Regions from separate parts of the Homo sapiens genome. Here regions 1 and 3 are each linked to region 2. Evidence: chromatin loops called from intact Hi-C (ENCODE). Cell type or tissue: dorsolateral prefrontal cortex. All regions are shown on one strand. Links, peaks and the distances in the headings refer to the core of each region. The heading gives the core; the rest is flanking DNA. Region 1 overlaps CDKL1 (cyclin dependent kinase like 1). Region 2 overlaps NIN (ninein). Region 3 has its middle 9.5 kb from the start of MAP4K5.

Evidence for each region. Peaks named below come from ENCODE experiments on the same cell type or tissue, not always from the same donor. Only the 100,000 strongest peaks of a DNase experiment are listed, where the experiment ranks them.
Region 1: it touches region 2 in a loop (3-fold over the local background); 7 of 110 quality-filtered maps call a loop at or near these places.
Region 3: a loop joins it to region 2, with 5 times the contacts of the local background. A loop is called at or near these places in 57 of 110 quality-filtered maps.

What each region holds. Positions count from the first base shown.
Region 1 is chr14:50,337,727-50,348,007 of GRCh38, reverse strand. CDKL1 (cyclin dependent kinase like 1) reads left to right here. Exons shown (of 10, transcript NM_004196.7): 4 at 2,950-3,022; 5 at 5,786-5,876; 6 at 6,776-6,976; 7 at 8,979-9,061. Among named protein-coding and RNA genes, the nearest start is that of DMAC2L, 31 kb to the right of the region's middle. RefSeq lists an enhancer at 203-497. In dorsolateral prefrontal cortex, for the core only: CTCF peaks have their summits at 4,895 and 5,095; a DNase peak (open chromatin) is centred at 5,097; H3K4me3 peaks cover 1,001 bases; H3K27ac peaks cover 4,200 bases.
Region 2 is chr14:50,772,305-50,782,585 of GRCh38, reverse strand. NIN (ninein) reads left to right here. Exons shown (of 31, transcript NM_020921.4): 6 at 3,782-3,821; 7 at 5,447-5,637; 8 at 9,491-9,637; 9 at 10,118-10,281. Among named protein-coding and RNA genes, the nearest start is that of NIN, 54 kb to the left of the region's middle. In dorsolateral prefrontal cortex, for the core only: CTCF peaks have their summits at 4,297 and 4,502 (motif pointing right); a DNase peak (open chromatin) is centred at 4,495; H3K27ac peaks cover 1,954 bases.
Region 3 is chr14:50,536,955-50,547,235 of GRCh38, reverse strand. It overlaps a transcript of MAP4K5 not described here and a transcript of ATL1 not described here. Among named protein-coding and RNA genes, the nearest start is that of MAP4K5, 9.5 kb to the right of the region's middle. In dorsolateral prefrontal cortex, for the core only: a CTCF peak has its summit at 4,183 (motif pointing left); no DNase peak of the experiment used is centred there.

The DNA of each region.
Region 1 (10,281 bases), core at 2,331-7,330, 440 kb after region 2:
ACAAAATTAGCTGGGCTTGCTTAATCCATCATCTTAATTCAGAAGTCCTTTGACACACTTTCTTCAGTTGGTCCTGTGATACTGTATTCTCCTGAGTGTTGTCTTATTCACTTGATGCTCTCAACTCAGGTGCCCTTGTGGGGTCCCCTTCCTCTTTCTGCTCCTCTGTGGGGAAGGGTCTCACAGCTTCCTTCCGAGCTCCTCTTCTTTAGCTGGATTCACTCCTTAATTGGCTTCATTCAGTCCTAGGCCCCAAATACCACCCATATGCTATGCTTCTCAAACTCATATTTCCAGCCTGACCTTCCTTCTGAATGTAGAATTGCTGACTCACAGTCTTCCTTTGGGTGTCCAGTAAGCATTCCCTTCCCCCAAACCAGTTTCCCCTCCAGTGTTCTCCTGAGTAAAAGGCACCACTGTGTACCAGTTACTCAAGCTAAAAACCTGATGTCATTCCTTGATTCTTCTCTTTCTCCCACATCCAATCCCTCAGAAAATCCTGGAAGCTCTATTTTAAAAATATAGCCCAAATCTGGCCACTTCTCACCACTTAACCACTATTTTAGATGTTCCCTTAACCAGAGAACCTTTCTGGGCCATCCTATATAAGGTGATCAACCCCTTCTAGCACAGCACTCTCACGCTGTCTCTCTCTCTCTCTCTCTAAATCCAACACCACAGAATATATTCTATCTATTTTTCCCCTTTTTATAGTTGTAACTCCCTTCTCCAACAGTGAAAAACTGGCCCCTCTTATTATGAGTGTTTCAGCTAAAAGGGATCTCAGAGTCTGAGGCCTCTGCATTACAGAAAAGAAACTGAGTAAAGAAGTGAAGTGAGTAGCCAGTTCAAGATGGCACTAAGTAGTTTGTACAGAGTTTTTACATTTGAGAGTTTTGTAATTCTGGGGATTAGCTGTGCTGGGGATTAAAGGAGCAATAATGATATGCAACTATAATTTACTTTTATATGCTCCTTTTATATAATTTATTTGGGGAAATGTTTGTAGGAACTAAAGTTGCCTGGTACTGGTAACCCTATATTAATACTTAATTTGCAGGCCGGGCATGGTGGTTCACACCTGTAATCCCAGCACTTTGGGAGGCTGAGGTGGGCGTATCACTTGAGGTCTGGGGTTTGAGACCAGCCTGGTCAACATGGTGAAACTCTGTCTCTACTAAAAATACAAAAATTAGCTGAGTGTGGTGGCACACACCTGTAATCCCAGCTACTGGAGGCTGAGGCAGGAGAATCGCTTGAACCTGGGAGGCAGAGTTTGCAGTGAGCTGAGATTGTACCACTGCACTTTAGCCTGGGTGACAGAGCAAGACTCCATCTCAAAAAAAAAAAAAAAACCAAAAATTTAATTTATTGAATAATCAAAATATATTCCATTTTTCTGGACAAAATGTAGAGGCTACTGGGAAGGCTGAGGCAGGAGGATCCCTTAAGTCCAGGAGTCCAAAGTTCAGTGAGCTATGATAGCACCACTGCCTCCAGCCTGGGCAGCACAGCAAGACCCTGACCCTAAAAAAAAAAAATTAAAAGTGGAGGCTGGGGAAAAGCATTCCCCCTAATGTCTCATCTTAGTTGCATTTTTCTAAGCCTTTTTTCTCGACAGTGACTTTTTCTAGCATCTATGCCTATATGCCGCTCAAACAAGGAAAAGAGAATTTGGAGAGAAGCAACTTCAAACACAGGGACATAGACCTGGTCCAGCAATGTCCCAACTAGCCTTCCTGGAAGTGGCCTCTTCCTTTCCTTCATGTGATCCCACTCTCTGTTCAAACACCCCCTGATCTGCTTGAAAGGATTTCCTGAACGTCTGGCCTGTGACAACAGTGGCCTTGTAGCCTCTCTCAGAGGCTACAAGTGACTTTTTGTAGTCCCCTTAACACAGCTACTCAAGAGCTTCCTCCCTGATTTACTTATTCGTTTTGGCTGAGGACCACAGCAACACTGTGGAATGTTTATCAAAACAGTAAGTCCAGCCAGTGGGTTGGGGTCTCAGAAAATAAATGCACTCTCTCTGTGGTTCGTTTCTTACACTCCCTGCCTTGGTTTGTTGTTGTTTTAAATGTTTCCAGGCGAGATGCCTCTTTCTAATTCACACAAAGTACCTGCTGGAACTACTGGTTGCCCTGGTAATAAAAGATGTGAGTCAGGGAAGAAGTACTGGGAGCAGTGGCTTGAAGTTTAGCTGTGGTGATGGAGGAGAGAGTAGAAAGATGTACCTGGGCTGCAGCTGGCTGCCATGGCAGCATAGGGAAAGAACCAGGATGCCTCAGGTTTTTAAATTATTATTAACATTTAATAACAATTTACGATGGGGGAGCAAGAGAGACTGCATCAAGACCCTGGTAGGGCAGATCTGGGATGCTAAAAAACAAATAGAATGGTTTGCAATGTAAAGCTCTTTGCTATAATCAGTAAAGTCTTCATTATCTAAAAAACCAAACAAACAACAGCAATGCTGCTCTGAGAGACCACATGCCCACACATGGAAGATGAGTCCTGCTTCAAGGCTGTCTGTTTGGGGCAACTTGAGAAAATAAACAGCATCTTTTGTGCTGAATAGTAACTTAACTTTACATCAATAAAAAATTCCTTGTGAAAATGGAGCTTAAGTTACCAGGCAGTTTCCCAGTGGTGTCACAGATGTTTGAGATAGGTGGTTATAAATACTTGTTGAAATCCCTGTAGGTTTTCATGTCCTTACCAAAGAAGTAGATGTTTGCATTTTTGTTAACCTGTTCTCCCTAGACTTCAGCGGTGTGCTGGTCGCATATTTTTACATTTTGGATTCATGGAATGATTGATGAGTAAGATGACTATGTGTCACCTAAGATTTTTCACTACTAAAGCCTATCTTCGTTTATTTTTTCTTTTCTTGAGCTGAATTCCATGGCTACACTAAAGAATGTGTTTGTGCTGCTTTATTTTTATTAGGGTACCAGAACATCTCGTGAAGAGCATAACTTGGCAGACACTGCAAGCTGTAAATTTTTGCCATAAACACAATGTAAGTCTCATGATCTCTTTTGAAAAGCAACAAGGCTCCCCTTAAGCTGAGGTGGAGCCTTGTACAAAGTTTATGTCACACTTCTGTGGGTAAAATTTTTTACCCAAATCTTCATAAGCCTGGTTGGGTAAGTATAGGCTAAAAATGCCAACCTAGCTATTCCTTCTTGCTCAGGTTATATAAAACATGCATTTTTATGATTTTAAGAAACTAGTGCCAGGCATGGTGGCTCCTGCATGTAATCCCAGGACTTTGGGAGGCCAAGGTAGGCAGATCACTTGAGCCCAGGAGTTCAAGACCAGCCTGGACAACATGGCAAAACCCTGTCTCTACAGAAAATAAAAAAAAATGAACTGGGTGCGGTGGTGTGTGCCTGTGGTCCTGGCTACTCAGGAGGCTGAGGTGGAAGGATCACTTGAGCTGGGGAGGTCGAGGCTGCAGTGAGTCAAGATCATGCCACTGTACTCCAACCTGGATGACAGAATGAGACCCTGTCTCAAAAAAAAAAAAAAAAAAACCACAAAGAACAAAAAATTAGTCATACATTTATACTGCTTAGAAACTACTCAGATTTAAGGTAGAACCCCATTCACTTGGAGTCTATGTGGTCTTGTACTCCCAAAAGGCTATGAAATTGGGGAAAACCCCAGGTGATTCATGCCTGCTTAGCTGCAGTATGTCAGTTGCAGTAGGTGGAACCCCAAACCCAGTGCAAAGTGCCAGTGTCTGCTTTGGTGAGATATGAGTGTCGAGTCTCGAACCAAGCAACCTATCGAAAGCCTGTGACACTCCTGGCCACAGGCGGCTGGTAGAGGCATAGTAGACTATTGCCCAGGTGACGTGACTTCACAGATGCTGGGAAGCCTGCTGCCCCATCCAATACAATACTGCCCACTGTGCATAGAAACCAGATTCCAAAGTTAGAGCTTCGTTTTGGCCATGAGTGCAATTTCACTGCAATGTTTTATCTTACTCAACTGCCAGGGTCAATTTAGGTGGTAGGGCTAAATCTCCTTCTTTATATTGTTCCAAATGATTTTTCCTGATGCTGCATTCCCGGAAGGAGGAAGTATGAGAGTAGACAGCACTTCTCCCTGAGGAGCCTCCAACTAGCTAAAGGCTATAATCCTTGTAATACACAGGGGAGAGTGGACACCCATATTGTTAGTTACTATGACTTACCACTCTTTCAAGAGCAGGTTTTAGGATGGGGGAGCAAGAGAGACTGCACCAAGACCCTGGTAGGGCAGATCTGGGATGCTAAAAACAAATATAATGCATACCACAGTTCCCTGGAGAGCCCCAGACACCCTGTTTGGCTCCATGTGCTGATGGGGGTGGGTGCAGAAACTTGTAAAGAATTCCCAGAACAGAATAGGAGCACATGCTTGCTTACAAGTACTTCTGACCATATGTCATCATGATATTCATGGTGTACCCATTTATAGCAATATGTGAAGCCAGTGGTAAAAAGAATAGAGATCTCAGGATGTTAATTGCTAAGAACCAGATCGATTATAATAAAATCCCAAAGTTGTTTTATTTACCCCAAATTTTCCAGAATAATAAATACCCATGGGGAAACATTGACACTGATCTCTCATCCTGAAGGTCCTTTGGAGTGAGAACTGGTCATGCCCAAGAAGAACCCAAGTCCTCTCCAGATTCTTAAGAATAACCCCAGGGTTTCAGGCTGCAGGCCAAAGAGGGTCTCTCAGGTTGCAAACGATCTAGCATTCTCCTCCTAAGAGGAAAACACTTGGGAAAGAGGAAGATTATTAGGGACCCTGAGCAGTATTTTGACCCAACTCAAAAAAAAAAAAAAAAAAAGTAACTCTTAATTAGGTTGTTGATTTGTTCTTTGCCAAAGAAATTGTCATTTAATGAGAAAATCATGTGAAGATTCTCAAACGTTCTTTTCTCTAAGATCACCCTGTTTAAGAATGTTGGCTGTGGGCTGGAAACCACAGGTGATTTGAGTCTAAATTCTGGAGGGGGGGCCGCATCTCGAGGGGTGGCTGCAGCTCTCAGAGCACTTGTGTGTGGGACAGAGCTGACATCTAGCGACTCTCCCCAGAGGGTGAGGGCTGCTGCCTACTCTTGTTTATCTTGTCCGGATGAATGTCAGAGCTGGAAGGGAAATCTCTTGGCAAGCTGTGGTTGCCACCCTTCTCTTCCCAGCTTATCTCAGCAGGCCCAGGGCTTGTCCTGTTTACGAGGCTGACTGTGTTCTGTTCACAGTTAAACAACTGAATTGTGAATTCTGCTTATGCACCAATTTGCAGCTCCTGCAACCATGATGCAGCCTCACCCGGACCTTTCAACATTTTCCCTTTCACCTAAAACTGTCAGATTAAATACAGGACACCCTGTTAAATTTGAATTTCAGATAAACAAGCATAACTTTTAGTATAAGTACATCCCAAGTGCTTCATGGGATGTATTATCCTAAAAAAATTATTTGTTTATCTGAAATTCAAATTTAACTGGGTGTCCTGTATTTTTCTCTGCTAAGACCGGCTACCCTACTTTCATTTTCCTTTCACTCTTCTTGGCTCTTTTGGGCCTTTTAGGAATTTGGGATGATTCAGGCTCTGACAGGCATGGTACTAGATTTATTTTAGGCTGCTCTTTTGCTGTTGTCCAACAGGCCAAGGAGAGATTTAAATGATTTATCCAATATTTGCTAAATAGTCATGTGTTTCATTTATCCCATATATAGTTCAGCCTTAATATTGTTTTTGTTTTGATTTGTTACACTAGTGCATACATAGAGACGTGAAGCCAGAAAATATCCTCATCACGAAACATTCCGTGATTAAGCTTTGTGACTTTGGATTTGCTCGGCTTTTGAGTGAGTATTGACATTTTCTTTTGTTAAGTATAAAAAATGAAAAAGTTCTTGATACAACAAAGGATCTAAATGCTCTAGAAGTATACAAGATAGTACTTGTATATTTAGGGCATAAGTGTGCTATAAATTATAATTTTGTAATTACCGAAAATGTGTAGATAATACAATGGTTTACCTATGTATGCTATCCATAAATTATACCACAGTAAAGTAGTTATTAAAAAGTATCTTACCTCCCTGATTTCTACCATTTCTTGCTAAAATACTTTTCAGAAGTGCTACTTTAGAATAGTGGCTTTCAACCTTGGAGGCAGATTAGAATCACCTGGGGAACTTTTTTTTTTTTTTTTTGAGACAGGGTCTCACTCTGTTGCCCAGGCTGGAGTGCAGTGGCACAGTCACAGCCCACCACAGTCTCGACCTCCCCAGTTCAGGTGATCCTCCCACCTCAGCCTCCTGAATTGCTGGGACTACAGGCATGAGCCACCACACCTGGCTAAGTTTTGTATTTTTTTTGTAGAGACGGGGTTTCACCACATTGCCCAGGCTGGTCTCGAACTCCTGGGCTGAAGCAAACCACCTACCTCGGCCTCCCAAAGTGCTGGGATTACAAGTGTGAGCCGCTGTGCCCAGGGAACTTTAAATTCTAAGCCAAATAACCCCCCCCCCCCCCCCAGACCCTCCCCAGGGATTCTGTTTTAATTGGACTGGAGTGTGGCTTGAGCATCAGTAATTTACAAAATATTTATTTAAGTGATTTGAATGTGCAACTAGAATTGAGAACCAGCGATATAGAAAGGCCACAAAATTGGGCACAGGCTTGACTTCTGAGATCTCCCCCTCAGTTTTGATTCCAGCCTTCCGCTGCTGTTTGTTTTCCATGTTCCATCACTGGCTAGCTGGACCGAGTGACTACTATACAGACTACGTGGCTACCAGGTGGTACCGCTCCCCTGAGCTGCTGGTGGGGGACACGCAGTACGGCCCCCCGGTGGATGTTTGGGCAATTGGCTGTGTCTTTGCTGAGCTGCTGTCAGGAGTGCCTCTGTGGCCAGGAAAATCGGATGTGGATCAGCTGTATCTGATTAGGAAGACCTTGGGTAAGTGGTGTTTTTGTCCCACCTTTTGGAAAACTGGATATTTCCCCAGGTTGGGGCAGGGCAGAGCCAAGTTCTCAGTCTCACCTAATGCCCTTTAAGGCATTAGTTAGGAAAGAGGAAAACTCGAAGCCTCATTTAAATGACTCCATTAAAGGTGGCCATATTTGTTTTAATTAAAATAGTTAACAATTATTGAGTACTTACTCATTGTCCAAAAACAACCCAAGATTCTTGAGCAGTTTGGATCAAGTTAAAACATTAATAATGACAATAACAACAATAAAAACTCACATTTCTGTAAGGGCTTAGCAGTTTACAGAATGCTTTCATGGTTTACCTTGTTTATGACGATGGGGTAATCCATTTGGATGTCCTTAATCCCAGCCTGCCTGACTAGTTTGGATTATTCAGACTCTATGGAGAATGATTCCCAACCTTCTAAGTGTCAGGAGGAAAGCTAGTTGTAATGTCACTCAGTCCGTCTTGCTTTCCCACCCCAGTGCCCTTTCCTTTCTCTCTACCCTTGGAGGCGGAGGGGAAGGGCAGGGGAGAAGGGAGGGAAGATGAGAAAAAAAAACCCATCAGTAGTGATTGCCCTCTTCCAAAGTCAGGGAGTTTAGACACTACTCGCCTGAGTATCGCAGTTTAAGGTAAACTTTTCCTCCTCTAAACTCTTGTAGGAACTGCCATCGCCATGCCTTCCCTTGTAATCTTATCTTCCCAAAGATACTGTAAACTTCCTGATGGTGAGACCACGTCTTATATTTCTACTTACCCTCCACCAGTGTCTGCACATTGTAGGCAATAAATGTTTGCTGATAGCTTGACTTTGTTGGGTGACATGGAAGGCGCTTTGTAGGCCTTCCAGGGGCACTCAGCCTTTCTTGGCTGTGTTTCCTCTAGTGATTTTAGGACAGCCTCCCCATGTCACCCCTCTGGCACTGGAGGAAGAAGGTTATTAAGGTGCAAGGAATTGTGCTCATGATGCTGCTCACTGAGATCTGGGACAAGGCATTGAGGGTATATCTTGGTTGCTCACCCAAAATGAGGCGAGGCAGCAGTTTTTGCATTTGAGTGAGAGGTAAATTTCTAGGATGCATCAGTAATAATTTGATACCCTGGAGTAGGAACTCCCACAGTGCTCTGGGAAATGGGCCTGGTTGTGCCCCAGGAGAACACCTTTGAGTATCTCCCTATATTCTCTGAACAAAATCCCTCTTCAAGTGTAATATAGAATTTTACATAAAGGGGATTTTAGCTGATGTGATGGAAATGTGGGCAGGAGGAGCTTCCTAGAGTCCCCTAAAATATAGAAATACTCTTCTTGTTTCATTATGTCACATTGTAAGTGCTTCTAAACAGTAGATGAAATGGGATTTCCATGTGATTGCTAACTGGTGAAATAAGAAAAGATGGTCCCAATGTGGAAATGTATTCCTTCTAGCTAGAAAATCCGTGATTTCTTCCTTCCTTCCCTTCCCCTCCCCTCCCCTCCCTCCCTCCCTCTCTTCCTCCCTCCCTCTCTTCCTTCTTCAAATATTTATTGAGTGCTTGCTCTATGTTAGACACTGTTATAAGTGCTAGGGCAATAAAATTTTATCTTCACCTATCAGGATTCAGTTAATATGATTTTGATTTGTGGTTGTTGCCGTTTTGCTGTTTTTTAAAAGGCATTATTTTATTTGTGTGCATGTGCTTCTGAGTTGTTTGGTTTGGGTTCCTTCAGTACACTGTAGGCTCTGAGAACAAGAACCTGAGAGCAAGAAGCTTGTAGCCCTCAGTTTCTGTTGCTTGCCTCCTCTGTGCCTAACACAGTGTGCTGTCCACCGTAGGGATCAATACAGGTTGCTGTGGGTTGCCTGAATGCCTCTCCTTCTGATTGCCCAAGAACACTGCAGTGTCCATGCATATGGGCACAGACAAACACAGCATTGATGGAAGAAAACCATAGATCAGTGTTTGCTAACCAATTTCACTTACCTTTTTCTTTTCTTGTCCAAAGGGGATCTCATTCCTAGGCACCAGCAAGTGTTTAGCACGAATCAGTACTTCAGTGGAGTGAAAATTCCAGACCCTGAAGATATGGTGAGTTACCCATTTTGGAGAGAGCTCTGTAGGCCAGGCTAGCTAGGCTTTGGTTGTTATTCACCTCCTGAGCCCCATGGCTCACCCTGCATTGGAGGTCAGTCTAACAGAGAAAAAGAAAATTGGAGCAAATTGGCTAGCGAGACTTTAGCCTTACTGCTCATTTAGAGGCTGCTGATAACAGAGTCTAGCCAGCCTGTTGCATAGGAAGGCAGCGCTGCCTGCCTGCTGGAGCCACACCTGTCCTTTATCATTTCTTAGCAGTTGAACCTAGGTAGCTTAGAGCCAACCAACTTTTAGACCTAGACCTATCAAGGTAAAGTTAACTAGTTTTTCCCCAGCATTGTCCAAATTCCCTACTCTACTATGCCCATGGTCTCCAGACCATGGGAAAAATCATAATGAACTTCCTTGGGCTGGGTGCAATGGTTCACGCTATAATCCTGGTACTTTGGGGAGGCCGAGATGGGCAGGAGACCTCACCTGAGGTCAGGAGTTCCAGACCAGCCTGGCCAACATGATGAAACACTGTCTCTACTAAAATTACAAAAATTAGCCAGGCATGGTGGCACATGACTGTAATCCCAGCTACTCAGGAGGCTGAGGCAGGAGAATTGCTTGAGCCCAGGAGGTGGAGGTTGCAGTGAGCCGATATTGCACCACACCACTGTACTCCAGCCTGGGTGGGCGACAGAGCAAGACTCTTTCCAAAATAAATAAATAAATAAAAACTTCCTTAGCCAGCCTTACTCTGGTGCTTACCCTCTATTATGGCCAACCCAAATGGGGGAAGCCCATTTTTTAAAAGCAGAAAAATTTGAAATGTTTATACCCCTAATCCACTTCCAACAATTTATTCCTGTGAAACCATAATCCAAGAGCATAAAGATGTGGCATTATTTAATAGAAATTATTTCCTTTAGTATTCCATCAGTAGGGGATTATGTATGGTACATCCTTACAATAGAAATACCTCATCAGGCCAGGTGTGCTCATGCCTGTAATCCCAGCATTTTGGGAGGCTGAGGCAGGTGGATCAGGGGCTCGAGACCAGCACGGGCAACAAGACAAAACTCTGTCTCTACTAAAATACAAAAAGTTGGCCTAGCATGGTGGCACGCACCTGTAGTCACAGCTACTCAGGAGGCTGAGGTGAGAGGATCACCTGAGCTTAGGAAGTTGAGGCCGCAGTGACCTGAGATCGCTGCACTCTAGCCTGG
Region 2 (10,281 bases), core at 1,702-6,701:
TTATTATCTCTATTTCCTTCCAGCCTTTGTCTAATTGTATAAATATTTTTGCTGGTGGTAATCATAGGATAGATAGCATTTTTGTAATGGTCTTTCATTTAACATTTCATAAGATGTTTTTCCACGTTCCTACATGGTTTTTTAATTATACTTTTAATGACTGCATTATAATGTATCATTATACTTTATGCTCGATTGTTGAATATTTAAATTGTTTTCAATACTTTCTTGTTGCAAAAAGTGCTATCATGTACATATTTACACATATGGCTTTTCTTCCTCCTTGATTTTATTGTCTTTGAATACCAAGTGAAATTATTGGATCAAAAAGTATGAACATTTTTATTGCTTTTGATACATAAAGCCATTTACATTACTAAAAGTAATAATCATTTACAGTGCTACCCATAACATATAAACGGGCCTATTTTAAATCATAACCTTGATGGTAGTAGAAGTTATATCTTAAATACTTTGCTAATTTAATAGGAACAAAATGACTTCTTGGTTTTAATCCTTCTTTGATTGCTGTTGAGATGAACCTTCCCCCATGTTTTTTTGTTTTTGGTTTTTTTTTTTTAATTATGTTGCTTCTTATGTGAATTGTCTGTGTTTCTTCCTTCTCTGCTGGGAAGACTTGGCATTTTTCTTACAAATGTATATCCATAACAGATACCTCCCCAGGTCTACCCAATTGAATGCTTTAAGTTTAAATATGGAAATTAAAATAAATTCCACATGTATCATGTAAACATATGTCCAATAAAAATAACAAAATTGTGTAGAGCTTACTATGTGCCAGGCACAATTCTAAGCACTTTACCATAACTCCATGAAATATGCACTACCTTGTTCCCATTTTATAGGCAGAGAACCTGAGGCAGAAGTCGTCAGAAGCTTGCCTAAGGCCAACCTGGTAGGGAAGCCATGATTCAGCACCAGGCACTCTGCCTCCTAAGTCTATGCAGTGGCCTCCATACTCGATCCTTTATTAGTTAGGAGTAAGAATCCAGGGAAGAAGGCAGCAGGGAAGTACTGTCCCAGAGAGTGAATCAGACATAGGCACCCAGTCTCATAGACTCATAAGATGTTGGAAACAGTATATTGGAGCATCTTGCTTCTTTGAATTCTGTGCTCACTATTTTCAAATGAACTGAGAAGTAAATGAGCCAGTGCTTTAGTAATGACGAGGATTTTTTGAAGGTGTGTGTGTTGCATTTTTACAGCTGTATATTCCAACTGGGACTCTCTTTATGGTTTGGGGCCAGTGATAACATATTCTCCTGCCATTTCTCCCATTCATTTCTGCTGTTAGAAATCATCCCCTGCTTGAGATTTGGTAGGTTTCTACCAATGGTTCTGAGACCATAAAACCCTATTTTATTTGTCATAGGTGGAATTAGTGGATTTAGTTCTGGGGTGTTTCCAACTGGTATGCTAAATAATGAATTTTCATAATTTTGGATGCCGAAGTAGTATGAGCATTTAAATTGTCTGCTCTGTTGAACAGGAAAATAAATGTGGAGGGACAGACAGGCAGGATGGTTTTGTTGATTTAAAATTTCTTATGTGAAAACAATTCTGACCAGAAATGAGAATGTAAGAAAATTTATGAAGGACTGTTGACTTTACCACTTGCTCCCCATCCCCACCATGCCTCAGACATCCACTAGATTGGAGAGACGTCTTTATGTAGAAATGTAGGCTGAGTGAGCTGATGAAATTGTTATCACAAGCAAAAATCACACGTCCTAATTCACTTTTCATTGATGCCATGTTTATTAGTGACTTTCCATTGTAATCTGCATGAATTGTAGTGAACTTAAACATTTTGAGTTATGGCCTTTTGGTGTCTTCCATTTGTCAGCAACAACCCATCTCAGCATTGTCAGCTTGGTATGGCCAAATTAAATGAACTCTCTGAATTGATACTATCTTAAATATCTAACATGGACCTGTGAAACTGTGGTAGGTGGTTGGCCCTCATTTAAGAGGTGAGAACTACCACTAGTGAGTGTGGAGAATAAAGTAGATGAGCGTAGGTTGCCTGAAAGAAGAACTTCAACTCGTATTAACTTGAATGAACTACTGAAAAACAACATTTCATCTAAAAATTTTACGTGCCATACCATCTGTCATGAGGAATCCAAGTTCTAGAGACAGGTATTAATTAGGCTGACTTTCCTGTCGAGTTTATTTTCGGATTCTAAGCAATCAACTAGTCTTGTACAGGTCAGCTACCCAGAAAACGTGCTGGTTATTTGTTATCAAAGGCAGCTTCATTCATAAAGCTGGATCACTGCTATGACAGCAGCCCCGTTTGGAAAGGGCGATTCACCTTTTCTAACAGGGTTTTCTTTGATGGTTGTAGTAACCCCCCATAACAGTGATTAGTTTTAGGCAGTTTGCTGGAGAGGCTAAAGCCATTTGCTGGAAGCCACAGCCACTGTGGACCTACTTGTTGCAACTGGTCAAAAGACGACCTGTACTATCCCCGGGCAGTGGAGCAAGGGCTGGATTTCGGTCCTGACCTGTGCTCTTAGCGGGGCACTTTTATGCAGTACACAAATTACAACTGTATGCTGTGACTTTGGAGAAGAGGCAGGAGTAATGAAGCCTGATAAGGTGGCAAAATGGTCCAATTCAGATAAATTGAACTGCCTTTAATGTAATTTACTGGTAATGTACATTTTATACTTTCTCTAGCCTACTTATTTTAAGTTGCATCTCTCTCCTCACTATGCCACAGATACACTAGGCTCATTCTTGCCTCCTTGCTTCAGCAGATAACAACTGCCCCCCTTCTTTTCTTTTCTTTTTTTTTTTTTGAGACGGAGTCTCGCTCTGTTGCCCAGGCTGGAGTGCAGTGGCGCGATCTCGGCTTACTGCAAGCTCCGCCTCCCGGGTTCACGCCATTCTCCTGCCTCAGCCTCCCGAGTAGCTGGGACTACAGGCACCCGCCACCTCGCCTGGCTAATTTTTTGTATTTTTGGTAGAGATGGGGTTTCATTGTGTTGGCCAGGATGGTCTCGATCTCCTGACCTCGTGATCCGCCCACCTCGGCCTCCCAAAGTGCTGGGATTACAGGCGCAAGCCACTGTGCCCAGCCTGCCCCCTTCTTTTCATTTGGCTCTCTGCAGTTTATCCTTCAGGTCTCAGTTTAGACATTGCTTCTTCCCGATCTAACAAGTCTAAAGTATCCCATCTGCATAGCAACATAGCATCCTGAACTTCCTTGTCATAGCACTTAAAATACTACCCTGTTGTATTTCCTGTTTTCTTGTCTGCATGTCTTCATTAGCATATAAACTTCTTGGGGCAGGAAATATGTTTGTCCTGTTCATGGTTGTTCATGGTTGTATTACCAAGACCTAGCACAGTACCTAGCACAAAGAGAAGCACTCAGTACACATTTATTGAAGAATAAATTCATAAATGCATGTGTACAGATACTTGTTGGTTGATGGATACTGGATATTTGCTTTGGCTGGGTTTAATTGGTTGTGATAGGTTTTGCTGTTGAATAAGTGACCTAGCAAATGAGGACAAATCCTTGGTGAAATGCTGCAGAAGGCTGTGTGGTGTTTCTTAGGAGTCTCGTCCTGATTGGCTGGTTAACTGAAGAGAACTCATCTAGATGGATACACTAGAGAGTCCTGAAATTATGTGACTCACTTAGATGATGATTTCAGAGCCAGAGAGTGATCTGCTCTAGGAAAAGCTAGGATAGTTCTTTCTGAATAAGTTCTAAAGCACACTAATCTTCTCTTGCCTTCTCTAGCACTGGAAGACGCAACGCAGTGAGGAGTATGAAGCGGAAGGTAAGAGCCGAGTGTGTCAGGACGTGCCTGGAAGGGAAGGGCCGCCGGGTGCTCTCCACACCCGGTCTTTCTGATCTCTTATGCTGCAGGCCAGGGGAATTAACATTAAGAACAACAGCAACAAAAAATTTATTCCCAATTGATAGCTTTTAGTTTTAAAATCCTAGCATTTAGTATCATGCAAGAGATGGTAACTAAGATATATAATTTTACTTACGGGCTAATTTCTCTCTTATACAGACTTTCAGATTAATTTTCTAACAGTCTTAAATAGTGACCTATTAAAGTGCATCCCTTGGCCAGGTACAGTGGCTCACGCCTGTAATCCCAGCACTTTGGGAGGCCAAGGCAGGAGGATTACTGGAACGCAGTAGTTCATGACCAGCCTGGGCAACATGGCATACCCCGTCTCTACTAAAAATAGCCAGGTGTGGTAGCACATGCCTGTCGTCCCAGCTACTCAGAAGGCTGAGGTGGGAGAATCCATTAAGCCCGAGAGTTGGAGGCTGTAGTGAGCCGTGATTGTGCCACTGCACTCCTGCTTGGATAACAGAAGAGACTCTGTCTCAAAAAATAAAAATAACAATATAAATTAATTAATTAATTTAAAAATGCATCCCTTGACAAGTTTCAAATGTATTTAAGAAGCATCAGAACACGTTGATCCTCTGGCCACCAGATGGCACTGTGGTTCAGCTAACAGAACCTCAGCCCACTTCACAGCCCTCTGTGGATTAACTGTACTTAAGTGTAATTACAACCTGTTCTCTAGGTTGAAACGCCACAGCAGTAATGGGCTTAATTCCTGTCACTAAAGAGTGGGAGTAGCACTAAATACTGCTTTCAACCCTCTGAGGTTCTTCCAAGCACACAAAATTGTGCCAGTAATTATCTCATGTTTAAGTAATGACTTTACAGAATCTCTAATGTGTAAAGCAAAATTTAGAAGTGAGGGCTTTTAATAGAGAATAAATAAGAAGTTTTGATTTTTAAATAAGTAGTTTGATCCTTAAGTCTTCAAATGAAATTTAATGTATAGATAACTGGGAACTTATAGCTTGCAACCATTGATTTTTTTTTTTTAATTTCAGTTGGACTGTTGGTTTCTGTATGTCAGAATATTCATATGTAAGGATTTGGGAACAGGCTAATGTTGAGACTTTTATCATGAAATTATTTTCTTTTCAGTAAAAGATGCTGTAGTACTTAGGCTGGAAAGAAAGTGGAGGTAATACATTCTGGTAGCTATAGTTGAGATAGAGCTTACAGAGTTCTCGATAATGGCCCTCAACCAGCCTTCTTTCTCTATGATCACTATAGCCTAAGCTTGTGATGTGCTCAGCTGAAATAAAACAAGCCTAGAACTTTGCAGTATTGCACAGGAGATTATATTTATTACACCGGTATGACTGTCAGGGAGCCAAAAAGTACCCATTTACTCTAGTTGCAGCCTTAGAACCATTGATTCTGTTTCATGGGAGCTTCAGGACCAAATCAAAATGGAATTGACATTTATTGCCTTTTTCTTACAGTATTTATTTTCAAAAAGCACAGTTTTCTTTAAGAATAGGCACTCTCTCTTTGCAATTCCTTTGGAAACCGTGCAACATATGCTTCTCTCTCAGGCCAGTTAAGGTTTTGGAACCCAGATGACTTGAATGCTTCACAGAGTGGATCTTCCCCTCCCCAAGACTGGATAGAAGAGAAACTGCAAGAAGTTTGTGAAGATTTGGGGATCACCCGTGATGGTCACCTGAACCGGAAGAAGCTGGTCTCCATCTGTGAGCAGTATGGTTTACAGAATGTGGATGGAGAGGTAAGCCTCGCAGTATAATTCAGGAATGATAATGATGGTAAAAGTGTAGTTGACCACATGCTAGGAACAGCTGTAGTGTGGCTCTCTGCAGCTTGTTAGGCTCCATTTTCTTTTTTCCTAAGAAGTCATTCATGAAGATTCTGTCACTGAGGAGCTCTTGTTGTGTTGTGAAAAAGAAAAACTGACAAGAGCTGACACTTACCCAGCTATTGTAAGCTCACTGTGCTAGGCAGGTTACCCCATGTGAAACTGTCAGGCACTAGCTCTCTGTAGCCATGATGTCAGATGTATTTGTAGAGGTGCCATTCACAGAGTAAATTGTGGGAAACATGTGGAGGCAGAATTAAGCAAGGATTTCAGTAGATTTGAGTTGGGGGAGTATTTTGAAGACCAGAAGGATAAATTTAAGTTTTTGGAAAGAACATCTCAATATCATCTCTGAGTTCTTAAGCAGATTGAGCAATATATAGAAAAATCTTGCTTGCTGACGAGGAGCTAAACTGCTTTTACATATTAGCATGAAGAGAGCCTTGGGTGAGAGCAGCCAGCAGCCATTACAATATTCTGGTCATGAGAAAATGGTAAAGGGTAGTTTGGTTGTTTTGAAAATACTAAGAAGAGTTTTGAAGGAGCCCCCAAAAGACTCTTCTTTGGTAAAACTCTGAGCTTTATGTTTTCTAAAAAATTAAGGGAGGAACTGGTAGGACTGGGTGCATGAATAGCTGTGAAACATAAGAATAGAAATAATTCTAAGATGTGCCTTTCAACGAGCTGAAAATAAGGATTGGAGAGAGTTAGGGTAGGGCTACAGTTGTCGCTTTGGGAATCTTTGATTATAATGATATTTGAAACCATGCTTTCTGCTTGCTCGGGGGATAAGTGGTATTATTTTTCTAAACAGATAATAGAAATATTTGTTTAGTGGTATTTTTCTAAACAAATAATAGCTTTTGATTTATTTTCAAAAGCTTTCAAGTAGCCTAGCTTACAGAAAATTTTTTTTGTTGTTTTCCCCTTCTTTCCTGTATTTTTGACCATTATATACCCTTTGTTTACCTTTGTAATGGCTCAGTGGTAATTTATTTTTCATTGGTGACTATTAAGTCATAAAATTAAATTTATTCTCCTGAATTGTAAATCAGTGCAATATGTAGAACCTTGGGTTGTTTTTGCCAAAAAATATTGCACAAACTTGGATTATTTATCTAAAACCAATTCTTGGAATAAACTGTAGCTACTTGTGGAGAGCTGCATGTTCTTCTGTGGTGGTTTCCAAAGCTCAGGAAAAGAAGTAGCACATTTAGTTATTTTCCTCTGGCCTGAGGACAAGTAGAGGATTGCTCATAGAATATAACTTTTACTTAGTGTTTTTCCTGCTAAAGAAAAATAGTGAAATTCTATAGTACTTAGTATTACTAGCTCTAAACCACAGAGGAGCTGGAAGTTCAAGATGATCTCATTTACTTGGAATCCTAAAATTTTACAACTGAACGCCATTTTAGATTTAGTCACCTCTCATTTTATAGGTAGAGAGAGTGAAATCGTGGCTGTTCCCTGCTTTCATGAAGGGGAACTAGAGTCACTGTCTTATGCCTGTAACTAGCACACTCCTTTCCGAAAGCAAGAACAATGACAGGGCAGAGATGCAAACCAGCATGCCCGATGCCGAATCTGGCCCCAAGCCTATTTTACTTGTCATGCCCAGTGTTTTTAAAATTGAACTTTTTGCTACATTGAAAAAAAAAATCAGGAGATTTTTCTAAAACTCCAAAGATTTGGCTCCATTTTATGGGCAGTAAGATGCAGCCAGCCCCTTTGGAGAGGACATGCACTCCTGTGTTCAGTTTCCCAGCACTCGCTACTTTCTGATGTCTTAAACCCATCTTGCCTCATTCGTTGACATCATCTTCCGGGCCTCTTTGAGTGTTTGGGTTTGTGATTATTTTCCAACTTACACTTCAGCAAACCAGCTATCCAAAGACCTGGTCCATGTAAGAATAAGAATGTCCTCACAGTTCCAGAGACAGCTCCTGCTCAAAGTGTAGAGCGTGCCCCAGTTGGCCATTTAACCGGCATTGTTTTCTGCCTAGCCCCGGCCCCGTCTTCTGAATCCACACTCTTCTATTCATCACTTGCCCACTCCACCATCTAAAATAACTGGAAGGACTTTCCAGGTGCGAGGTCTTTAGGCAGTCTGGAAGCTGTGCACTGATTTGGCTAATGTCACAAGGTCAAGCAGTGTGGATCTAATGTTAGAGCCAAACTTTTAACCTTGTTAACTTCAGTCAACACACCTGGACTTGACAGTAATTTCTGGTACAAAGGTCCTGAAAGCCTTGTCCTCCAGGAAAATATTATTTTGGTTGATAAGAACAGGATAGAAAAGTTAAGGGATCTTGGCAACCTCAGAATCTTGCCCCAAATATCTTTCCATTGATTTGATCCTCTTTTAGGAATTGTTGCTTCTTGCAAACGTTTCCACTCTTTAGAATGGTTTTCTTGTTTCAGAGTTCCCTCCAGAGGAAGTCGTATGAAAGCAAGAATGGAAACTAATGTTTCCTGTTGGGTATGAATTGGGGAAAAAAAAGCATTTGAGATGAGAGAATTGCCTCAAGCCCTTACATGAAGAATGAAATCAACAATAGTGAGATCGTATAAATCCTAGCAGTAGTCCAGATTTACAAAAGGAATATTAGAAGCTTGAGAATGTGTTGCAGAGAATTTAGGCCTGTGTTAGAATGAGTCCAGTTGTAGGCTCAAATGCAACAAGAGCAATTTGTTGCTTATTCTGTCTCCTTACTGCTCAGTGGCATGGGCCTTAACTGGGAGCTTGTTAGAAATGCCGAAATCTGAATCCCCACACCACCAGACTTACCATATTAGAGTCTTCATTTTAACAAGCTCTCCAAGAGATTTCCATTTTGTACATTGGAGGCATGTTCCTATAGAAACATTTTAACCCCAGAATAAAGAGGAATCTGACTGCTAGTGGGAGGGCTTTGCCTTTCCTCCTCGTTCTGTGGCTTCAATGATCCACGTTGCTCTATTCACCTTCCCATTCCTCTGTGGAGCTAGGGAACCAGCCATTCCCAGGCAAGCCTCTAGATGGGGCTGTAGCCCAATCTCCCCTTCCCTATTACAGGATAGGGGCTATTTGATTACCATCAGAGGGTGCGGACTAGCCAGTCAAAACTCCCTTGCCTTTACATGTCTTGGAACCCTTCTATTGCACACACATAAAGTCTTTGTTTTTCCTGTGCTAAAACATTAAAGCAAAAAGCCAACACACTCAGTATTGTTACAAGTAAGGTTCTAAACCCCAAGTTATGGATTTCAGATTCCAAATCTTAATTGTAATCAGATCATTGTAATCTGTCCCAGACCAAATTCTGCTGTGCTAGCCTACCAATTTCAAAAATTCAACATAAAGAAAATATCACTGAGGGTCACCACAGTATAAAAGTGTAACAGATGTCCAACCACTTTCTACTGTTATGACACTGGGAAGCTTGTATCTTTATATTATTTAGGTATTTTTTAAAATTTGTAAGAATAATGTGTAACAACATTAAAGACTGCCTATTGTAGGAGTGTGAGTAAAAGAGAATATAGTTAATTGCTAAATTGCATAAGATTATGAAGATGTTGGAAATTGACTTTTATTTAGTTTGTGGGAAGGAGGAGGGCATATCATTACTGGAAAGGGAAACCAGTAAAGTGAGAATAAAGGGGCATAATTATATTTCTGGAGTCCTGGGACCAACCATGGTACTGATTACTACTGGCCGGAAGTATACTTTGGGCCTTGTATACTTGAATGGAGTATTTAAAATATGTGATGACTCTTTTCTAGATGCTCGAGGAAGTATTCCATAATCTTGATCCTGACGGTACAATGAGTGTAGAAGATTTTTTCTATGGTTTGTTTAAAAATGGAAAATCTCTTACACCATCAGCATCTACTCCATATAGACAACTAAAAAGGCACCTTTCCATGCAGGTAAAAAATAAGCAGAAGTGCTTTCTTTGTGAATAAAAGTTAGAACCCATTTAAGTAATGTCTAATAAATTAATCTGTTGTCTGAAGCAAAATACTAAGGAAAGAGAGGGAAGCAAAAGAAGAATTAGAAAGACTTAACCATTAGGAAGGAAAGGTTGGGTTTGAGAAATGACCGTAAATTACAGTGGAAAGACCACTAATTATGCCTTGTCATGTCAGCTCTGGGTCAGAAGAAACCTGGTGTTAATTAGGGACATATCTCGTCTATGTCATAGAACTCTCTACCAAAACAGTTGGTTTTGATAAGCTCCGTAGGCTTGACTCAGTTGGGAACAGAGATCAGAGAGGCTGCATGACTTTTTTCCTGGCACTGTATATTAGAGAAACATGCCTTCTACCCATCGTGGTCAGGGCTGACCAATATCTTGTTGAAATGCCTGGAATCAAGCTAGGCTTACTCAAGTCTCTTCCTCCTTCCAGTCTTTCGATGAGAGTGGACGACGTACCACAACCTCATCAGCAATGACAAGTACCATTGGCTTTCGGGTCTTCTCCTGCCTGGATGATGGGATGGGCCATGCATCTGTGGAGAGAATACTGGACACCTGGCAGGAAGAGGGCATTGAGAACAGCCAGGAGATCCT
Region 3 (10,281 bases), core at 2,252-7,251, 240 kb after region 2:
TTCATATCTATCCAATTCATTCGTTTTTAGCAGTTTATCTGGATGACTCATGAGAACTGAGATATTAGACAAATCTAATCACTATTCTAACTTATTTTCCTGTTAACCATTTTTATAGCCTGTAAATATAAGATGTTCACCTAAGTAAAAACCTTAAAGTTCCCCCCTCCCCCTGTGTCCATGTGTTCTCTTTGTTCAACTCCCACTTATGAGTGAGAAACACCAGGGCCTGTTGGGGGGTGGGGGGCTAGGGGAGGGATAGCATTAGGAGAAATACCTAATGTAGATGACGGGTATATGGGTGCAGCAAACCACTATGGCACGTGTATGCCTATGTAACAAACCTGCATGTTCCGCACATGTACCCCAGAACTTAAAGTATAATAATTAAAAAAAAACCTTAAACACATGGGCATTTTGCTGATAATTCAGAAGATTTTGTTACTTTCATTGAACCAACTATATTAAATTAGTCTTATTTGTCAAAAAAACCACACAAACAAAGATCATTCTGGTTTTGGCTGGGTTTACAGTCTTATAACTTTCATGTCAAACTCTGACATCTTAAAATATCTAGCAGAGGCAAATATAAAACTTACCTAATCAGTAAACCTAGACAAAAATGTATGCAGACAATTCTGAAGACATTTCTATTTTATTTTACCAATAATTTTAAATCCAGCTTGTTTATTAAAGATTACTAAATTTACACAAACTTAAAAAGTACTTGACTTTACCTTAATGTGTGAGTACTCATTTACTTATAAGCCAAGTTGGTAGCATGTCAGACATAACATATAACACATGTACATACATATAAACATAAACATGTATGCTCTCTCACACACACACACGCACACACACACACACCCAGTACCTTTTACTTCAGAACTCTAGCCATGAGATAGTATTATAAACTCATGAGACTATAAAGGATAACTGGATCCATATCATTTTTGACAAAATTGGGACCCCTTCATATGGCTAAACTTTATTTGCCTAATAGGTAATCCAGTGAAGGCTGTGGACAAAAATTTGGGGTAAAGTAGTTTTCATAGCAGTTTGATTTTTTAAAAAACTTCTTTTACCCTCTTTTTTTTCTTCAGTTTCAAATGAGTTTCTAACATTTACATTTTAGTTAGAATTGTCTGACCTGTGTAAGAAAAACAAAATCCCCAAGTGGCTTTGAATTAGCAGTACCATAAACAGTGAGTTTGATTTCAACACCAGTAGTTTAATAACAACAGATTCAAAGCAGGCAGAAAAGAAAAGAGAGAAATAGAGAGCTTCAGAAGATCTGATGAACTATAGCTGAAGGTGAAACATTTGAGCTCTGGATTTTTCTTGCTGTAATTTGGCCATCAGTTTAAAAAGGTGCACAAGGATGAGTCATAATATGTAACCAGCTGGCGTCCTAGAAAACCTGGCATGCCTTTGAACTTCCCCATGTTTTTGGAAACATAAGCTACAGGAGTTCCAACCCTTCCTCCCTTTTATCTACCTTCTCCACCAAATCCCCAACCAGGGCCGACATGGATACTCGCATGTGCCTTTCTAACTGCAGCTCCTCCCTTAACTTTTGTATCTATTTTTCCTGCTTTAACAATTTCTCAGTAGCCAGTCTTACCACAGCAACAGCACATCTGCTATTCTTATTGTACTTTAACATCTTAGGTCCTTGCACTACATGCTTACTCCCCACTGGAATTTTCTAAGCATCCCTGTACTCAAGCAGCAGCCCACAAAGGTTGAGCAGTTGGACTATTTCACCCCACATGGATGCCGTCGACCACCCTGGGATTCCCACTGCAGACACCCCTTCCTGAATCTCCCTTTGGTCTCTTAGATCCTGTTTGTGATGCCAATTGTTATAAGAAAAGCCCAGGATTTTATAGAATAATGGTCTCCCAAACTGGGAGGGAGCTGAGACCAAAACGTGACTCAGACAGTTCAGATTGGCAAGTAGATGAGTTTATTAGGACTTACATACAGGGCGCTCCTGAGCAGCAGCAGGACAGCTCTAGAGACCTGTGCTACTTTCCATCTCTAAACTGCCTTTAATTTTCTGGCTCTTTGCCTACTGTGTTTGAGCAATGAGACTGTTTTTCTTAGTAGGTTCCCAGATACTCTCCATGATGTTTGGGTTCTCAGAAACACCTGTTCCTTGGCTGGACATCATGGCCTTGGCTCACAGCCTGGCCTTCCGAGTTCAAGCAGTGGACACACACCCTTCAGTAATCTGGTGAGGGACCTGTTACATTATAGTTGGCTTCTTTTTTTTTTTTTTTTTTTTTTTTTTGAGAGTGGGTCTCACTCTGTCACTCAGGCTGGAGTGCAGTGGTACAATCATAGCTCATTGCAGCATCCATCTCCCAGGCTCATGCAATCCTCCTGCTTCAGCCTTCTGAGTAGCTGCATTTATAGCGTCATGCCACCATGCCTGGCTAATTTTTTCCCAACTTTCAGTAGAGATGAGTTCTCACTATGTTCCCCAGGCTGGTCTCAAACTCCCGAGCTCAAGCAATCCTCCCACCTCAGCCTCCCAAAGCTCTGAGATTACAAGTGTGAGCCACCATCGCCCAGCCACCTTATTTTCTAATGCTGGCTCCTCTTATGTTTTCAAAATGGCAGTTGCCATTCTAGTCACATCAGAAGCAGACATCCATGCCTAGAGACAGAATAAGTCATGTCTGTGTCTTGTGTACCCTGTTAATAGCAAGGAAAACCTTCCTAGAAGCACTCCAGCAGACTTTTCCTCCTGTGTCATTGTCCAGAATTGTCCAAGCCTAAACCATTCCTTTAATAAGAAAAATGAGGCTAGACCAATCAAGATTTATTCCCTAAGACGGGGGAGTGTCTCAGTCTCCCCTGATGGACATAGCCACTTGGAAGAGGTCAACAAAATTGTGGTTCTGATAGTAAGGACAGAGAAAAGAGGGTAGTTATTGGGCCCAAGGGCCAAAGTGATCATCATGGCTTCCACTTTCCCATAACCCTTAACTCATACCTCATCTGGTGGGGTCACCCAACCTTAGTCTCAGAGGATCCAAGTCCTTAGTGCTCTCATCTTCATTGGGTTGCTTCAGTTTCCCACTGTCCAGTAATATTAGAGATGTGAATACTAAGAGACACCCTAGTGAATACCTGGGATTCCAGACATAGTCTTCCTTGTTTCCTTTGCGGAGCAATAACCAATTTCCCCATGGTAGTTAGAATCAATCACCCCAACCAGTACAATGACCCCCTTCTCTAACTGTTGATTTAGTGATCTGAAGACTCCAAAATAGCCAGATGGCAGTTTCAGCTTCCCGTTAAATAGAATTGTGACCATGTCATCTGGGGAAAGTATCAATCCCTTGGGCACTAGGGCCTCCAAACTCACCAAGTCCAATCCTATAGGGACAATATAATAGAGACAAAGTTGTAGAGAAAAAAACTTTCAAGAGAGTTATTAGGAATAATAGAAGAGCCACTCCTACCTCTGCCTCTTGGTTCACAGGCCCATGCATTCTGAATATTGAGTAGATGACAACATATAATGGTGACTGGGTTGAGTCCTATACTACATCCTTACAGGGGTTTTCTCTCAGCCAGCACCACGATTGATCCTTCTGCATACTTTCCTCTATCCTATCAAACTAGCTGTTCCTGAGTGATGGGTAAGATCAGTTAATTCCATGGGCATGACTCTGCTGCCACACTTCTCTCATAATAAAATTACTTTCTTGCTCAAAGATATTTGTGATACATGGTGATAAAACAAGGCATTCCATAAGCCCATGAATTGTGGCACTAATAGAAGCTTTCCAAGCAGGGAAGGTAAACCTCTACCTAGAATATGTATCTATTCCCATGATGACAGGTCACTCTTCCCTCTATAATGAAAGGAATCTAGTGAAATTAAACTGCCACCAGATGGTTGACTTATCTGTCAAGGGAACAGTATCATACTGGGATCTCTGCAATGGCCTCTGCTATAAGCAGATTAATCACTCCATAGTGGCAGTAACTGAATTATCCTTGGCAAGTAGAAGTCTACATTGTTGAATCTAATGTTAGCTTACATTCCTATTGTCACGTAGGCACACTGAGCAAGCACTAGAGTGACTGTGTAAAGAGGCTGATTGACACCTGGAGAACAGATCTTCTTGTATAACTATCGAGATGGATGCCCTCTGCTGGGCAGTATTGTAGTTCACAGTTATTTTCACATTCTGGGCAATTTTAAGAATCCATCCATAATACTTCTCCCACTGACTTCCTTATCTCAAATCTTCTTCCTTCCAAGTAATTGACCAACCTATTAGCTACTGTGCATGAATCAGTACAGATCCATACCTCAGATCAGCTCTTCTTCCTAAAAAAGAGGACAACCAGATGTATTGTTCAAAGTTATATCCACTGGGAGAATTTCTCCTCCTATCTTTCAGGGCCACCCCATTATGGTGTGGGCACAGAATTCTGTGGCTCTCTGCTTCAAGTTGGTGCTAGCATATTATGCAGACCATTAATAAACCAAGCCTAAACTTTTTCTTCCCCTGCTAAATGGCTATGAGCCTATAGATAATGGGTTGAAAAAAAAACAGGTGGCAAAGAAGTAAGGGCAGGTCCAATGGACATTTGTTCCATATGATTTACTTGTGTCTTCCAGATCATCTCAGGCCACCTCAGTGTATACTCTTCCATTTGACAACGGAATTCTGCTGCCCATGTTCAACTTACGATCCAGTAAATTAGGTAACATCCAATTTCTTTTATTTTCTTTTATTTTTTTAATTTTACTTTAAGTTCTGGGATACCTGTACAGAATGTGCAGGTTTGTTACACAGGTATACATATGCCATGGTAGTTTGCTGCACCTATCAACCTGTCATTTAGGTTTTAAGTCCCGTATGCATTAGGTATTTGTCCTAGTGCTCTCTCTCCCCTTGCCCCCAACCCCCTCCCCCCGACACCACAGGCCCCCGGTGTGTGATGTTCCCCTCCCTGTGTCCACGTGTTCTCATTGTTCAACTCTCACTTATGAGTGAGAACATGCAGGGTAACTCCCAATTTCTAAAGAGCAGTTAATGTCACATAGTTACTTAGTATCCTGTGGTCAGGAGTCTAGCCTCTACTAAGACCTAGAAGTAAATCAAGAGTTGCCTTTCAAACAGACAATAGCTGTCAGCAGATAACAGCATATTCTTTTTTTTTTTTTTTTTTTTTTTTTTTTTTTTTTTTTTTTTTGAGACGGAATCTCGCTCTGTCGCCCAGGCTGGAGTGCAGTGGCGCGATCTCGGCTCACTACAAGCTCTGCCTCCTGGGTTCATGCCATTCTCCTGCCTCAGCTTCCCAAGTAGCTGGGACTACAGGCACTCGCCACCGCACCCAGCTAATTTTTTGTATTTTTAGAGAGATGGGGTTTCACCGTGATCTCAATCTCCTGACCTCGTGATCCTCCTGCCTCGGCCTCCCTAAATGCTGGGATTACAGGCGTGAGCCACCGCGCCTGGCCAACAGCATATTCTTATACCAAAATCCTAGGGGTCTGCATTGGGATTCTCCTACTGGGGTTGCAAGAGACTCCATACAGTTTCCTGTTTACCATTGGGTCTGCTGAATCCTAAAGCCTAAGTGTCAGGGCAGCTTGCATCATAGCCTTCTCTGTAGTACATTATGTAGTTCCAAGTGATATGAACAAGGTGGCAGTCATACAGGTTACATGGGTCAAAGAGTAGCAAATGCAGTACATTGTCTCAAAATACAAACAGGCCAAACAAACACTGTGCATCTTTAAGGTGGATGATACAAGGTAGAGCACTACTTCCTTGTTAGAAATGTCACTAATGTGTCAGGTTCCTGAACTGGGTTTATCTCTCGTTCTCTGGTATTAGTGGTATTTTTTAAAGTATGTAGGGTGGTTGCTACTTCCTGCTCACAAGGTGCAATTTGCATAATGTTATCAAGATAAAAGACTACCATGATATTCTACTGGATATCAAGGAAACAAAGGTCCCTCTGGAATGATACTCTATCATAGAACAGAAGTCTTTAAATATCCCTGAGGTAGTACAATGACAGTGCTGTTGCAATCATGTGAAAGCAAACTGCTTCTGATTATTTTTGCTGACGGGAATTGAAAAGAAAGCTACTTTCTAGTTTTCAAGTCAATAGCTACCTTCTAGGTGCCAAGAGCTGTTCTGATTTGCTCTAGTAAAGATCCCCCATATGTGGAACCACAACTATGACTAGCATCAACATTTGATTAAATTTTTAATAATCCACATTCTCCAAAACTAATTTGGCTATTGCACAAGCCAAGAGGAGTTAAAAGGAAAAGACTTGTATCTTTCATATCTTTAATGGTGGCACTAATCTCTGTAATTTCCCTGGAGATCAAATTTAATCTTGGTATTCTACTTTGGCATGGGTAAGAAGTTAGCTAGGGAGGTTACACTTGTTCCTACCTATCATAATAGCTCCCTAGAAACCTAATGTAGGAATTCTGCTACTCAATATATCTATACTCACATATATTTTGGGACTGGAAAAATAACTCCAGAGTGGATCTTTAGTCCCACTTGACTTTCTTAAATCTCTACTTTAATCACTGGAATTTTGGCGGTATTTTGAGACTGCAGAGATTATTATTTAGAGCTAATATCAATTAACCTCCAGAATGTATGAGAATCACCCATTCCTTAGCTCACAATCACCCTGGTAAAAGGCTACAAGTACCTCTGGAAATGGCCTTGGGGAAAAGTCACCGTTTATACCTGGCTGCACTATGGGACTCTCCCTCAAAGACATCCGCCCTCACCCTTAATTAAGGGACTCCAGGTTTGTGAATTGGTTTATGTCTAAGATTCAGGTAATATGTCTTGAATCTCTGTTACAGAGATTTCAGTTAGGTTTCTACCAATCAGTCCCAGGATTTTTCCACCTACATATGTCAAATGGCACTTAAGTACGCTGATGGTTTTATTCATTCCTAGAGACTCAGGGATTAATAATAGGATAGCACCACCTATCCTTGCAATCAAAACATCCTGATTTCACTTCTTCCTGAAGGTTATTATAGTAACTGTGCTAAACATGTCTTTGACAGTTGAGCCACCTGACCTCTACCAGGATATAAAATCATGGATCCCAGTTTCAATGTGGGCTCCCAATCATCATCTCTAATCCACTGAGGGCAGCCACAGAAGAATCTTTCGAGGATATCTGTTCTCCCTCATTCAATGCCTTGAAAAGAGTAAATTGTATGGGCCCTCCTGGGCATGGTATGAATAGAGTTTGACTAAGCAGAATGACTATAACAGAGCAAATCCAACATCCCATCTCCCTAAACCTTGAGATTCTTTCTTCTACAGTATGCCAGGGAAATTCTGGCATCTCAGCACATAGATTGTAAGCTATTATTGAGAACAAGCTTCTAGTAACCCACTTAGAAGGACTTCCAGATGCTCAAGTCAACAGAGCAAATCTGAATCCCAGGTAAGTATTTAGCAAGATCCTACAACTTCTTCATTGTATAAGCTCTCCTCCAAGAGCATTCTGTGTACTTCCCCATTAGGGCTATACTGAAACTCTTTCTTCTAACTCATGTTTAAAGTTCTAAGCCTCATTCATATCTGCTCAAATGCCCCCATCCCATGTCATAGGTTCTAGGCCATCTCCACCAGTGCCCTTACTTTAGCATAACAGAACTGGGTCTCACGTTTAATTAACATTGCAACTCCAAAGCCTTTATAGTCAGGCCCTGGACTTGGTCCTCAGCCATATCTTCCCCTTAGCTATGAGAGATAATGGATTTCTTCAAAGCTGTCAAGGAAGTTTTCTGATTTTCTATTCATGCCTGGTATTTGGAACCCAAAGCTATTTGTCTTGTTTTCATGTACTCTCACAGAAGCAGTCAGAAGAGCCAAATGACACAATAATTTTAGTAAACCTCACTGTTACAGCAGCTAAGTGCTAGAGATTGATCTTTCAATGTTGTGCCCTACACTGACACTCCATTTCATGTCACTGCTGATAGTTTGAGTAATTGTGATGCCACTCCATGCTACAGGATACCACTGTTCCATTTTCCTTGGCAAGTAGTTTATACAAGTAATCATCAGATATGTGAGTGATATCATCCTAGAAAGCCATTTTGAGAGTCTCTTTTCTGAGACTAATTCTAATCCCTATAACTTTATCAATCGGGTTTCTGGGAAGAAAAAGCACAGAAAGAGAATATAATAAAAGGACCATTTATAAAAATAAAAGCTGGGCACAGTGGTGCGCACCCATAGTCCCAGCTACTTGGGAGGCTGAGGTAGGTCGATTGCTTGAGGCCAGGAGTTTGAGGCTGTGGTACAGTATGATAGCACTTGTTAATAGCCACTGCATTCTAGCCTGGGCAACAGAGCAAGAACCCATCTCTAATAAATAAATAAATGATTAGATGACAGGGTTAAGCGAATCACCAATAGATAGTGAGGAATCCTGAGATTAGCAACAGTGGAAAGCCATTATTATCCTTGCTCTGCAGAGACAAAGAAAAGGAGAACTTACTGGAATCCTGCAAGAGCTATGCAGCTGTAAGATAGGATCCCAGCCAAGCATTGTAGCTTTTTCTGCTCATAACACTAGTCTACATGAGGTGTGGGCAAACTTTGGGCACCCTTTTGAACATACCTGTTATTGCGTGAGGAAACCAATAAGGAACAGTGTAAGATTATTTGTAATCTGCTATCTTTTCTTAGCTATTGAATTTGCAGACAAAATCAATTTGTGAGTTGAATACAGAAATCCTTCTACCAATTTTCACATAAACCTTAAAACCACTCTGACGATAAAGGTTAACAGAAACAGCTTTTTAACTGTATTAGTCCATTTTCACACTGCTGATAAAGACGTACCCAAGACTGGGCAATTTACAAAAGGAAGAGGTTTAATTGGATTTACAGTTCTATGTGGCAGGGAAAGCCTCACAATTGTGGCAGAAGGCAAGGAGGAGCAAGTCACATCCTACATGGATGGCAATAGGCAAAGGGAGGGCTCATGCAGGGGAACACCCCTTTTTAAAACCATCAGATCTCATGAGACTTATTCACTATCACGAGAACATGACAGGAAAGATTTGCCCCCATGATTCAATTACCTCCCACCAGGTCCCTCTCTCACGTGGGAATTCAAGATGAGATGTGGGTGGGCACACAGCCAAACCATACCATTCTGCCCCCGGCCCCTCCCAAATCTCATGTCCTCACGTTTCAAAACCAATCATGCCTTCCCAACAGTCCCCCAAAGTGTTAACTCATTTCAGCATTAACTCAAAAGTCCACAGTCCAACATCTCATCTGAGACAAAGGCAAGTCCCTTCCACCAATGAGCCTGTAAAATCAAAAGCAGGTTAGTTACTTCCTAGATACACTGGGAGTACAGGCATTGGGTAACTACAGCCATTCAAAATGGGAGAAATGGGCCAAAACAAAGGGGCTACAGGCCCCCTGCAAGTCTGAAATCAAGTGGGGCAGTCATATCTTAAAGATCCAAAATGATCTCCTTTGACTCCATGTCTCACATCTAAGTCATGCTGATGCAAGAGGTTGGTTCCCATGGTCTTGGGCAGCTCTGCCCCTGTGGCTTTGCAGGGTACAGCCTCCCTCTGGCTGCTTTCATGGGAAAGCCATGTTGAGTGTCTGCAGCTTTTCCAGGTGCACGGTGCAAGCTGTCAGTGGATCCACCATTCTGTGATCTGGAGGACAGTGGCCCTCTTCTCACAGCTCCACTAGGCAGTACCTCAGTAGGAACTCTGTCTGGGGGCTCTGACCCCACATTTCCCTTTCGCACCACCCTAGCAGAGGTTCTCCGTGAGGGCACTACCCCTGCAGAAAACTTCTGCCTGGACATCCAGGCATTTCCATACATCATCTGAAATCTAGGCAAAGATTCCCAAACCTCAATTCTTGACTTCTGTGTACTAGAAGGCTCAACACCACGTGGAAGCTGCCAAGGCTGGAGGCTTGCACCCTCTGAAGCCACGGCCCCAGCTCTATGTTGGCCCCTTTCAGCTGCAGCTGGAGCAGCTGGAAAGCAGGGCACCAAGTCTCTAGGCTGCACACAGCACAGGGACCCTGGGCCTAGCCAACGAAACCACTTTTTCCTCCTAGGTCTCCTGGCCTGTGATGGGAAGGTCTGCCATGAAGACCTCTGACACGCCCTGAAGGCATTTTCCCCATTGTCTTTGGAATTAATATTCAGCTTTTCGTTACTTATGCAAATTTCTGCAGCCTGCTTGAATTTTTCCTC